Linked DNA regions of Homo sapiens: all the other regions are linked to region 2. Evidence: chromatin contacts called from ENCODE Hi-C or POLR2A ChIA-PET data. All regions are on one chromosome and are shown on one strand. Each heading gives the region's core, a stretch centred on a gene start or an enhancer-like site at or near the end of the contact. The rest is flanking DNA. Distances are from core to core; before and after follow the strand shown.

Evidence for each region. A loop is a pair of places that touch in the nucleus more often than their neighbours do. ChIA-PET counts read pairs that join two places held with the same protein, here RNA polymerase II (POLR2A). Pooled maps may share reads with other maps.
Region 1: a pooled map shows a loop between it and region 2 (5-fold over the local background). The contact joins two enhancer-like sites. A Hi-C loop is called at or near these places in 3 of 50 pooled maps. POLR2A ChIA-PET finds 5 or more read pairs at or near these places in 2 of 52 experiments (HEK293 and activated CD4-positive, alpha-beta T cell).
Region 3: a loop to region 2 is called in a pooled map, with 2.9 times the contacts of the local background. The contact joins the promoter of AJM1 here to the enhancer-like site in region 2. A Hi-C loop is called at or near these places in 4 of 50 pooled maps. POLR2A ChIA-PET finds 5 or more read pairs at or near these places in 3 of 52 experiments (Caco-2, H1 and WTC11).

The regions. Positions count from the first base shown.
Region 1 is chr9:136,900,741-136,904,628 of GRCh38, reverse strand. All of the region lies in intron 4 of TRAF2 (TNF receptor associated factor 2), which reads right to left. Among named protein-coding and RNA genes, the nearest start is that of MIR4479, 16 kb to the right of the region's middle. RefSeq lists enhancers at 1,837-2,296, 2,527-2,846. Within about 2 kb of position 2,013, at least 35 of the 41 ENCODE cell types and tissues checked have a DNase peak (open chromatin) inside an H3K27ac peak, as active enhancers do.
Region 2 is chr9:136,700,062-136,704,020 of GRCh38, reverse strand. No RefSeq gene overlaps it. Among named protein-coding and RNA genes, the nearest start is that of DIPK1B, 11 kb to the left of the region's middle. RefSeq lists enhancers at 2,602-2,651, 2,692-2,851. Within about 2 kb of position 2,605, at least 3 of the 41 ENCODE cell types and tissues checked have a DNase peak (open chromatin) inside an H3K27ac peak, as active enhancers do.
Region 3 is chr9:136,840,825-136,844,733 of GRCh38, reverse strand. AJM1 (apical junction component 1 homolog) reads right to left here and starts at 2,256. Exons shown (of 3, transcript NM_001080482.5): 1 at 2,145-2,256; 2 at 455-538; 3 at 1-378. The coding sequence starts at 319. It overlaps RABL6 (RAB, member RAS oncogene family like 6), which reads right to left. Exons shown (of 15, transcript NM_024718.5): 15 at 3,547-3,909. RefSeq lists enhancers at 250-1,130, 1,131-2,011, 2,143-2,437, 2,427-2,566, 2,012-2,893 and silencers at 1,787-2,116, 3,063-3,357.

The DNA of each region.
Region 1 (3,888 bases), core at 764-3,263, 200 kb before region 2:
GAGACCATCCTGGCTAACACAGTGAAACCCCGTCTCTACTAAAAATACAAAAAAAATTAGCCGAGAGTGGTGGTGAGCGCCTGTAGTCCTAGCTACTCGGGAGGCTGAGGCAGAAGAATGGCGTGAACGTGGGAGGTGGAGCTTGCAGTGAGCCGGGATCGTGCCACTGCACTCCAGCCTGGGCGACAGAGTGAGACTCCATCTCAAATAAATAAAAAAATAAAAATAAAAAAGACTGTTCTTTAAAACATAGTAAAATGGCCGGGCACAGTGGGTTCCCACCTGTAATCCCAGCACTTTAGGAGACCAAGGTGGGAGGATCACTTGAGCCCAGGAGTTTGAGGCTGCAGTGAGCTATGATCCCACCACTACACGCTAGCCTAGGCAACAGAGCGAGACTCTATTTCTAAAAATAATAGTAATAAAATGCTCATAGGTGAAATGATATGACATCTTCATTTGCTTTAAAATAAGCCAGAAAAGAAAAAAATGTGTGTGGGGGGTTGAAGGGCTGAAAGTAGGCTGGCGAAGGCTGGCAGGTGCTGCGGGGCAGCATGTAGGCCTGTGGGGCAGCGGCACACCTCTACTCTCAGCCTCACTGCTCAGATGCGCTGCATGCTCGAAATGTCAAAAATAAAATCTTTCTTGGCTGGGCGCGGTGGCTCACGCCTGTAATCCCAGCACTTTGGGAGGCCGAGGCAGGCGGATCACGAGGTCAGGAGATCGAGACCATCCTGGCTAACATGGTGAAACCCCATCTCTACTAAAAATACAAAAAAATTAGCCGGGAGTGGTGGGGGCGCCTGTAGTCCCAGCTACTCAGGAGGCTGAGGCAGGAAGAATGGTGTGAACCCGGGAGGCGGAGCTTGCAGTGAGCCGAGATCGCACCACTGCACTCCAGTCTGGGTGACAGAGTGAGACTCCATCGCAAAAAACAACAAACAAACAAACAAAAAAAACCTTTCTCTTGGCACTCGGTACTTGAAATCTCCAGTGGGACCAGGGTTGTCCTGCAGCAGATACATCTACACCAGCACCATCTGTCTCAGTCTTCTCCCCACCCACAGCAGACACAGTTTAAAAAAAAAAAAATCAATATTTATTCAGCCAGAATTCAAACTACACATTTGACGCAAATACAGTCGTCATCCCTCTGAATGTCACTAGAATGTCCATGAGGCCGAGCATACTTGGCTTTTCCTGGCCTTTCCGCTGCTCGTGCAGCCAGCCTATGTCCTCTCTGGAAAGTCTCCCCGCACCCCCGCATCCAGCTGCCAGAACGAGTAGCTCAGGGGCCCACTGGGGAATTCAGTTCTGCTATTGGCACTCAGCAAGCACTCCATCAACATTTACCTAAAGTTTTAAAATTATTCGATTTGGCCAGGTGCAGTGGCTTATGCCAGGAATCTCAGCACTTTGGGAGGCCAAGGTGGATGGATCACTTGAGGTAAGGAGTTCAAGACCAGCCTGGCCAACGTGGTAAAACCCCATCTCTACTAGAAATATAAAAAATTAGCCGGATGTGGTGGCAGGCGCCTGTAGGCTGAGGCAGAAGAATCACTTGAACCTGGGAGGTGGAGGCTGCAGTGAGCCGAGGTCACGCCACTGCACTCTAGCCTGGACAACAGAGCAAGACCGTCTCAAAAAAATAAAAATAAATAAATAAAATCATTCAGTTCCTAGAAAGGCATCATTGCAAAGGACAAACATTCAAAAGCTAAGCAGGATTTTCCCCTTTTCCAATAAAGTTCCGACCATCAAGGAGGAAAGGCAGCCTTAGCCTCCGTACTGTGTTTACAATAAGGCCCCAACTAGCAGCACACTCCGAGCACCCGGAGAGCAAAGAGAGGCGGCTCCGAGGGGCAGAGCGGCTCCCAACTGTATAGACGGGTTGATTTCCGTCCCCATGTGTGACATTTACAGCCAGTGAGAGGTTTTATCAACAAAATCAAAGGCCACAGCCAAGTTATTCCAGAGCAGTGCCCGCCCCTCCCACATGACCAAACCCGGCTCCTCTCAGGGACTTTCCAGAGCTCTCAAAGGTGCAGCCAGGGACTTTCCACCCTGCGTGCCTGCAGGACCGCGTGGCGCCCCAGGCCAGGGGCTGGCTATAGTCCTTGGCCCTCAGCCGGAGGCCCTCATAATTGTCAATGTGGCATCCCATGAGCCTGGAGGTGGCAGAGACCCCAGAGGACTCAGGGTCCAGTGCAGAGCTGGAAACTATTATCCCACCTGTCCCCCAGACACTCCTCAGTCCTCTCAAAGGGTGGCATGGCGCATAGCACCCCTACTCCCTGCAGCCAGCTGGTACCCCAACCCTCCCAGGGAGACCCTGACCCTGGGCCACCTCCCCAGGGAGCCATCTCCCTTGCAGACAGCACTGGGCAATGACCAAGCTGCATCTCTTTCAAGGAGCAGGGAGTGGGGGGTACAATGCCATGCGCCACAGCCGTTTGTGCGGCAGAGCCACACAGGAGCCTAGAAAGCTTTGCATCGCACGTCGTGGCTGAGGGCGGTCTGGCATCTCTGCCCACAGAGGTAGGAGTCTCACTCTAGGGCAGTGCCCTGGAGCTACCGCTCCGTGTCCAGGACGCAATCCCCGTGCTAGGGAGGAAAGCACATCTTGTTCACCCCAGACACAGCTGGGGCAGTTCTTCTGAAAAAACGAAACTTGGAGCCCAAAGACCACAAAGCAGAGTCTGTCAAAAGATCGTGGGAGGTGTGGCCAGGCTCACAGGGTGGGGAGTGGGCGAGGAGAAGAGGGAGGCGTGGCCAGGCTCACAGGGCGGGGAGCAGGAGAGGAGAAACACACAGTAATGCAGGTCCAATTCCAACCCAGCCGGTAACACCCCAGGGTCCGGCTGAGCAGGAGATCCCAGCTCTGGCCCGGGCAGGAAGCTCCCCTAAGTGCAGAAAGCCAGGATTCTGAGCAAACAGCCCTCACAGCCTCACCAACCTGGGGCTGGATTGGATGGCATCAAGGTACTGCCTCATTCCAATGTATGACTCGGTACTCACTGAACAATGACCCCTGTCTCCTCCATTCTACTTCCTGTACCCATGGATCTGATGACTCTAAGGGTGGCCCCTAAGTGGAATCACAGAGGATCTGTCCTTTGGTAACTGGCTCATGTCACTCAGCACACTGTCCTCAGAGTTCATCCCTGGGGTGTGTGTGTCCGAATCGCCTTCCTTTTTAAGGCTGAATCATATCCCACTGTGTGCACAGATCACACTTCCCGTGTTTATCCATTCATCCGCAGACACTGGGCTGCCTCTACCTTTGGGCTCTGTGGACAGTGTTACTCCAGGAATCCTGTACAAGGATCCCAGAGAGAAACCTCTTAAAGGGCATTCATTACAAGAAGGAAGACTGCATAACTTGGCGAGCTGTAGTGGCCTCGACGAGCTCTCTCGGCACCTCCTGGCCTCTACACTACAGGTGAAGTTTCCAAATGCCTAAAAGGTGACGTGAGAATCACACTGAAATCCCCAGTGCAGGAAGGCGTGCACGGCTCGCCCAGCACACAGGGACAAACCACAGCCAAGTGAAGTGCGGGCCACTGCCTATGTTGCTGTGACCACAGGACAAGTGTGTCCATTATTTCTGCAATTTCCAGTGTCAACACAATTCAAAATAAGCAATCCTTTGTGGATACAAGAGACACAACAAAAACCCCCACCAAACTTGAAAGCTGCAGGTCCTGGTGCACAGCGATCTCCCCTTCATTCCCAGGAAATGCTACTGCTCAGATAACCATGGCATTCCCAGGGCTCACACAGGCACCTCCAACCCTCACAGCCACCCCACGATGGTGGGATCCTGCACCCCCATCGACAGACAAGAAACCTGAGGCACAGAGAGGGTAAATACCTCGCCCGAGGTCA
Region 2 (3,959 bases), core at 1,356-3,855:
GCAGGAGAGTCACTTGAACCCGGGAGGCGGAGGTTGCAGTGAGCCAAGATTGCGCCATTACACTCCAACCTGGGCAACAAGAGCGAAACTCCATCTCAAAAAAAAAAAAGAAGAGACCCCCACCCCGGCTGCCAGGAGACCCCTGACTGCATTCACCACGTGACGTCTATCAGGAGGCGGGCGCTCACCAGACACGGAATCTGCCTGCACCTCGATATTGGACTTTCTGGCCTCCATCACTGTGAGAAATGCATTTCCATTGTTTGTAAGCCACCTGGCTTGTGGTGTTTTGTCAAAGCTGACTAGGACAGTCACTTTCCCTTCACCAGGACTGCAAACCCCGTGTCTCAACTGTGGCTTCCTGTGAGTTTGTCTGTCAGCAAAACCTCCTGAAATGGGCCAGAGCCCCCCTTAGAGCAGCAGGACATGCCACAGACTTCAGAGACCTTTCACTGTGCCCCCAGGACAGATCTAGAGTTGGCTGGAAAGGTGCAGGAGCAGCTGGGCCATGCCTCCTTAATAACACTGGGGGCTCCACCCCCATCTGTCAAGGGAACCAAAGCTCCAAGGACTTCCTAGTTTCTGCCCTCGGTGGGAGTGCAGCTGCGGTCAGGAGACCTACACATCTGTGACTGTCAGAGCGGCAAGACCTTCTGCTCGCAGAGACACATCTTTTCTTTCTCTCTTTCTTTCTTTTGAGACAGAGTCTCGCTCTTGTCGCCCAGATTGGAGTGCTGTGGTGTGATCTCGGCTCACCGCAACCTCCGCCTCCCTGGTTCAAGCAATTCTCCTGCCTCAGCCTCCCGAGTAGCTGGGATTACAGGCATCTGCCACCAGGCCCAGCTAATTTTTTGTAGTTTTAGTAGAGATGGGATTTCACCTTGTTGGCCAGGCTGGTCTCGAACTCCTGACCTCAGGTGATCCACCCGCCTTGGCCTCCCAGAGTGCTGGGGTTACAGGCGTGAGCCACCGCGCCCGGCCCTCTAAATCATTTTTAAGCACACAGTCAGTGACATTAGGTATGTTCACATTGTTGTACAGCCCTCACTGCCATCTGGCTCCAGAACTTTTCCATCTTGTAAAACTATCTTGAACTATACAGGTGCAGTGGCTCACACCTGTAATCCCAGCACTTTGGGAGGCCGAGGCGGGCAGATCACCTGAGGTCAAGAGTTTGAGACCAGCCTGGCCAACATGGTGAAAACCCATCTCTACTAAAAATACAAATATTAGCTGGGTGTGGTGGTGGGCGCCTATAATCCCAGCTACTCGGGAGGCCGAGGCAGGAGAATCGCGGGAACCGGGGAGACGGAGGTTGCAGAGAGCCGAGATCGCGCCATTTTACTCCAGCCTGGGTGACAGAGTGAGACTCCATCTCAAAAAAAAAAAAAAAAAAAAAAAGGCAAAATTGATCTCACTCGAGGTCTTTAACCTAATTACAGCTGTAAAGACCCCATTTCCACAGAAAGTTACATTTACACATTCCAGGGGGACTTATCTTTTGGGGGGCACCATTTAACCCACTGCAGTATCAAAATCAAGGTGCAGGGCAGCACGTGCAGTGTGGTACCATTTTCATTTTTGTCATTTAGCTCTGTGTGTGTGTGTGCACATGGGTGTGTGCCCGCGTGCGTGTGTGTGTGTGTGTGTCAATCTCCCTGTGTTCCTTCCATGTATAGGTGATTGAACCTCTCTTGCTATTTTTTTTTTTTTTATCCGAGACAGAGTTTCACTTTTGTCACCCAGGCTGGAGTGCAGTGGCACGATCTCGGCTCACTGCAACCTCCACCTCCCAGGTTCAAGCAATTCTCCTGCCTCAGCCTCCTGAGTAGCTGGGACTACAGGCGCGCACCACCATGCCCGGCTAATTTTTTGTATTTTTAGTAGAGATGGAGTTTCACCATGTTGGCCAGGCTGGTCTCGAACCCCTGACCTCAGGTGGTCCACCCGCCTTGGCCTCCGAAAGTGCTGGGATTACAGACGTGAGCCACCATATCCAGCCCTCTCTTGCTATTTGCAAAGGTGTAAGTGGGGGGACTGAATCGTGTCCCCACTAAATTCCTTCCTGGAAGCCCTAACCTGCAAGGAGAGGGTATTGACGATGTAGCCTATGGGAGGTGCCTGGGGGTGGATGAGGTCATGAGGGTGGGCCTTAGTAGAAAGGGCACAGGTGCCCTCCCCTTATTCCTTATCCCACCCTCGCGTCAGGACGCAGCAAGAAGGCACTAGAGAAGGGAGGCAGGGCTGAGAACGGGGAAAAGGGCTGGATCCTTAGAGAGGCCAGGGCTGGGAACCTCAGGCGGGTTCCCAGGATCTGCCAGGAAGAGGACCCTCACCAGAGCCGGACCACGGGGCGCCCCCACCCCCAGCCTCCAGACCCGTGGGGAGGAAACGTCTGCTTTGTGAGGATGTCCTGGCCGGCGGAGACAAACCTGAATCCTGCGGGCGCTGGGGCCCCCGGATCCTCCACAGCTGCTCAAAATGAGGGTGACGCAGAGAGACACCACAATAAACTCGAAAGTAGCAGACGGTGAAACCGTCTCCATGCTGTCAACGTGTGAGCAACGTTCAGCGTCCGAGTCACAGGGAACACAGGAGGCCATCCCACCGAGCGGGGCTGTGACTCGTGTTCATAACTGTCATCACCCTAGTACCTGCCGCTCCTCCTGGAGAAAATTCGGATGTCCCAGGTGGGCTGAAGCACACAGGAAGGTGGGGGTGGAGAGACAAGGGAGGCAGGGCTGAGCACAGAGCTGCGTCCTTCGAGAGGCTGGGGCCGGGAACCTCAGGCGGGTTCCTCTAAAACAGCCCTTGTCGCTGTTGTTCATGTCCTTATCACCGACGTCTTGAACGTTCATTGTAAAATATGCAGGTTCATCTGAGGCAGGACAGGCGGTCGAGGAAGTGACCGTGTCCTCGGAACGTGGCAACCGCGGTGACCCCACAGTCAACACAATAAGCCCTAGCGTTGGCACTGTAGTCCCACTCACTCAAGCGCAGCTGTCTCCAGTAGGGGCTTTCCCTGTAGACAGCATGAGCTTTTTTTTTTTTTTTTTGAGGTGGAGTCTCGCTCTGTCTCCCAGGATGGAGTGCAGTGGGGCAACCTTGGCCCAGTGCAACCTCCACCTCCCAGGTTCAAGCGATTCTCGTGCCTCAGCCTCCCGAGTAGCTGGGATTACAGGCACCTGCCAGCACACCTGGCTGATTTTTTTTTTTTTTTTGGAGACACAGTCTTGCTGTATCCTCCAGGCTGCAGTGCAGTGGTGCGATCTCGGCTCACTGCAACCTCCATCTCCCGGGTTCAAGCAATTCTCGTGCCACAGCCTCCCGAGTAGCTGGGATTACAGGCATGTACCACCACGCCCAGCTAACGTTTTATTTTTAGTAGAGATGGGATCTCACTATGCTGTCCAGGCTGGTCTCAAACTCCTGGCCTCAAGTGATCCTCCCCCATCTCGCCTCCCAAAGTGCCGGGATTCCAGGCGTGAGGCCCTGTGCCCGGCCAGAGGAATGAAGTTCTGGCCCAGGCTATGTGGGTGAGTCGTGAAGCTGTCATGCTGAGTGAAAGAATCCAGGCACAAAGGTCCACATGGTCCTGATTCCGCTTCTATGAAATTTCCAGAACGGGCAAATCCACAGACACACGAAGATGAGTGGTTGCCATGGGCTGGGGGAGGGAGCAGTGGGGAGCGAGTGCCTATGGGGAAGGCGTTTCCCTTTGGGGGGATGAAAATGTTCTGGAGGTGATGGTTGCAAAACATTGGAGGCGTTGCAAAAAACTGAAAGTGCTAAATTATACACTTTTTTTTTTTTTTGAGATGGAGTCTCACTCTGTTGCCCAGGCTGGAGTGCAATGGTACCATCTTGGCTCACTGCAACTTCCGCCTCCTGGGTTCACGTGATTCTCCCGCCTCGGCCTCCCAGGTAGCTGGGATTACAGGCATGCGCCACCACACCCA
Region 3 (3,909 bases), core at 1,007-3,506, 140 kb before region 2:
GCGCGGGCGTCAGGCCCGGGGGCGCGCGGGGCGCACTCTTGGAGCGGGCGCGGCGGCGTGGCTCGGCTTCGCGGGTCCGGGCGCGCGGCACAGCGGACTCCGGCGGCGGTGGCTCCGGCAGGGTCTCCATGGCCGGCCCGTCCAGCGCCTCCAGGAAGTCGAAGCTGCGGCAGTGGCGCTTGTTGAAAGGCGCGGGCTCAGCAGGCCGGGCCACGGATCGCTCACATGGCGAGCACTTGGACGCGGGTCCCGGGGTCGCCACCTTGATGTCCTGGTACACGGTCGACACCAGCAGGTCCGGAGGGTCCGTACGGGTCATCTTAAAAGAGGTCCCCAGGCTGGCGGCTCCAGCTCACACTGCCTTGCGGGGCTTTTGCCCTGGGGGGAGACGCGGGTCAGGGCGGCCCCCTCCGCAGCCCAGGCCCCGCTACTCCCCCACGCTGGCCCGGCTTACCTGGGGCGCAGCGGGCGGAGCAGCCCTGGCTGCGGGCCTGGGCCGAGAACGCGGGCGCTTCCTCCATGCCGGGGTCAGAAGCACCTGCGGGAGGAACCCAGCTGTCCAGGCGCCCGTCCTGCCCGTCCCCCCGTCCTCTCCCTGCGATGGGGCGGGCGGGCCAGAAAGGCTTAGCCGTGGTTGTGGTTCCCGCGGCGGGAGCTCCCGCGTGAAGCTCCAGGGCCTCCCCTCCCCCGACTAGTGACGGCGGGGTCGGCTCGGGTGGACCCCTTTCCGGGTGGGGTAGGGGAGTGGGGGCGTGGTCCTGGGGCTGCGCCCTCTGGTGTCCGCAGTTGGAAGGACGGGCCGCATTTGGGCCTTATTTATAGGTGTTGCCCCAGGAGACGTCAGTGACTGCGCCCCCGTCACAGCGCCCACTGCAGAGCGACCCCTCCGATCGCGCACAGTGGAAGGCGAGTCCCTGGGCCTCAGCCTTAGCCGGCTCTGCACCAAGTGGGTGACACCAACCACCCCACCTGCTGGCCGGGCCGAGCACAGAGCCCCGCCCCCAGCACTGCAAGGACCCACGCCTAGGTGCCCTCAACTTCCCGCGAGCCCCAGGCCAGAAAAATGCCCCCAGAGAGCATACCCGGGCCCTAAATCTCCCTTTCCTCTGCCGACACCTTTTCTGACCCCAAGTATCTTTGGGTGGTTGAAACAAGGCCCCAGCTTTGTGTAAACGCACAGGACACCCCCCTAGGGTTTGCAAGGCAGTCCCAAGCCATCGAGCCGCGAGCTCGTGGCAGCCCCTCCTCTGAGCTGCGCACCAGGCCTGGAAGCTGCCCGCTGGGGGTGGGCAGGGCGGAGGGTGGGGGAAGCCCCACTGCTTTGCAGGAGAGGGCCCTCCCCATTTCGCTCAGAAGGTTCCATGGAAACCTGCATTTCTTAGGCCCCCACGCGGCAGGCTGGCCTGGGTTCAGATGTGGGCTGCCAACCCCTCTGTGATCCCAGAGCCAGCTGGGGGGTGCGTCAGAGAGTGGCCACAGGCCTGGCCTCTGCACACCCAACACCTGGTCTGGGGGGTCTACCCCAGAGTGAGCTGGGGAAAGCGGGTACCTGGCCAGGCCCCTTGCAGGGCAGAACCTCAGGTGGATGGGCCTCTCGGGGTCTGGCCGGGTCCCCCCTCTGTGTCCCAGGTGTGCAGGGGCTTCCTGCTGGCAGGGCTGTTTTTCTGGGTCAGGGCCACGAGTCCCAGGCCTTGTGCCCATCCCAGCCTCCCCCGCCCACCCCCCCATCTCCCCCCTCCACCCCACCCGTGGCAGGACTGTCTACCCTCCTGCTCCCTCTTTCATGCTAAGCTCAAGGCCAGGCCGGAATCCGGCCGGATGACAGGGTGTGAGGCTCCACCCCAGGGAGGTGACAGTCGGCCTTGCTGGCTGCAGCTGTCGGTGACACCCCCTCCCGTGGGGATGGGGGTGGGGTCGGCCCTCTCCCGGGCCCAAGGCCTTCTGGAGCCCACGGAGATGGCTGGCGGCCTTCCCCACCTCCCAGCCCTGCCTTGCCTTGCCTTGCCCTGGCTGGGAGCGGCCCTTCAAGGGATACAGCCGGTGTTGCCTGGGGGCGGGGACTCCCCATCCTTTCGGCTGCCCTAAGGCAGCTTCCCCCGCCCATGACGGTGACACACTCAGCAACTCGGCCCCTAGCCCCTTACCTGGGTGCTGCTCTGGCTGTGCCCCGGTGGGCTGTGCCACCCCCAGGTCGGCTCCTCTGTGTCCCCGGCACTGCTGCGTCCCCGGCACGGGCAGAAGCTTCCAGGCAGCAGCGCGGATCCTGGCCTGGCTGCTCAGTGCTGCCCCTGATGGCAGCTGAAGGGGCTGTACTTAAAGGGGCCGCACCCAGTGGGGGCTGCACCGTGGAGCTGGGGATCATGAGCTGCACTGGCTCCAATTTGGGGCTGTGCAGAGCACAGGGTCCCTGCAGCACCCCCAAGACACAGACCTCAGTGTCTAAGCAGGAGTCTTGTGGCCCGGAGCAGCCTGCCAGTCCCGCCAGTGTCACCCCAACACACTTGCCTGAGAGGAGGGGCCCGAACCCTGGCCTGGGCTGCAGAGATTGGTCAGGGGCATCTTGGAATTCGCATCTCCTGTCGGGCGAGGCAGGAGCAGATGGGCTACTCTGTGCCCCACTGGCCTCTCCCCAGGCCCTATCTGCTTCAAGGCTGCCAATGCCAAAATCTTGGCGGGTACCTGGGGCCAGATGGCCCCTGCAGCCTCTTGTGTCCCCAGGATGCCATCCTCTCTGGGTGAGGCCACTCCTGCATCCGGTCCCTGCCAGCCTGGGAAGGCCTGCACGTGACCTGCCATACCTGCCTGGTAATGTCCTCGTCCCACTCTGCCAGCCCCTCCCCAAGGCATTGGGCCTGGGAACGTTCTAGCTTGGCAGAGGGGTGGGGAGCTGATGCCCTTGGCTCTGAAGGGCAGGACCTACCCCATTCTGCACTGTTCAAAGCAGGGCCCACTGAAACCCCAACATAGCCGTCCATGGTGTGATCCTGTCAAGTTCACGTACTGTCGACCCATCCCCACACCAGGCGAACCCCTGAACCCGGCCCTGACCTCATGGGCTGTGGGCTAAGGGGCCAGGCTAAGCTTGCTGTGGGCCACAGCACCTGCTCAGGGACTGCAGTGACTGCCCAACACCCTGGGGCCACAAGGCTCCCAGGCAGAGGAGCCTCCAGCTTGGCCACCTCCTCCCCTTCACTGGCACACTCTTCCTGCCTGCCCTGCAGGGTTCTCATGGCAACAGTAGCTGTGGGGGTGGAGGCTGGGCGCTGCTGACAGCTGGAGGGGGCAGGAGCCTGAAGGCGGGGGGCAGGGCTGCAGGCGGCTGCCTGGGAGCCTTGCAGAGTGGACTTCCACCTCCTGGGGCTGAGGTCGCCAAGCGTGCTGCGTGCAGCTGCTGAGCCCTGGCACAGGTGGGCTGGAATGTACCCAGGGTGTGGCCAGACTTGGTGGGACGTCCTCACACCACTGCTGGGCAGCCTCCTGCCAACCCACGGCAGCCTGGGCCCGGGGCAGCGGGAGCAGAGGTACAGGCAGAAGAACAGACACACGCAGAGTGAAACAGGAGTGCTTTATGGTCTGAGTGGAGTGTTTGGGAGGAGTGCCTCCCGGCTCCTGCCTTCGGGCTCACCTGAGCGGGGGCGCAGCTGAGGCCACTGTGGGAAACACAACCCCCACTCCCAGGAGAGGCCTCACATGCTGCCTTCGGTCTCGCCAGCCTTCTAGCGTGGGGCCTGGGCCGCCCTTTAGGGTGAGTCTGCACACCCGTGTTCAGGGCTCCCGGCCGGAAGCGGAACCATAGGCATGCTGCGGCCCCAGATGAGCGCGGAGGGCAAGCAGGTGCCGGGGCAGCGCACACCCCACAGCCAAGCGGCCCCTGCCCAGCCTCTGTAAACAGACCCTCACAGGTCCCTC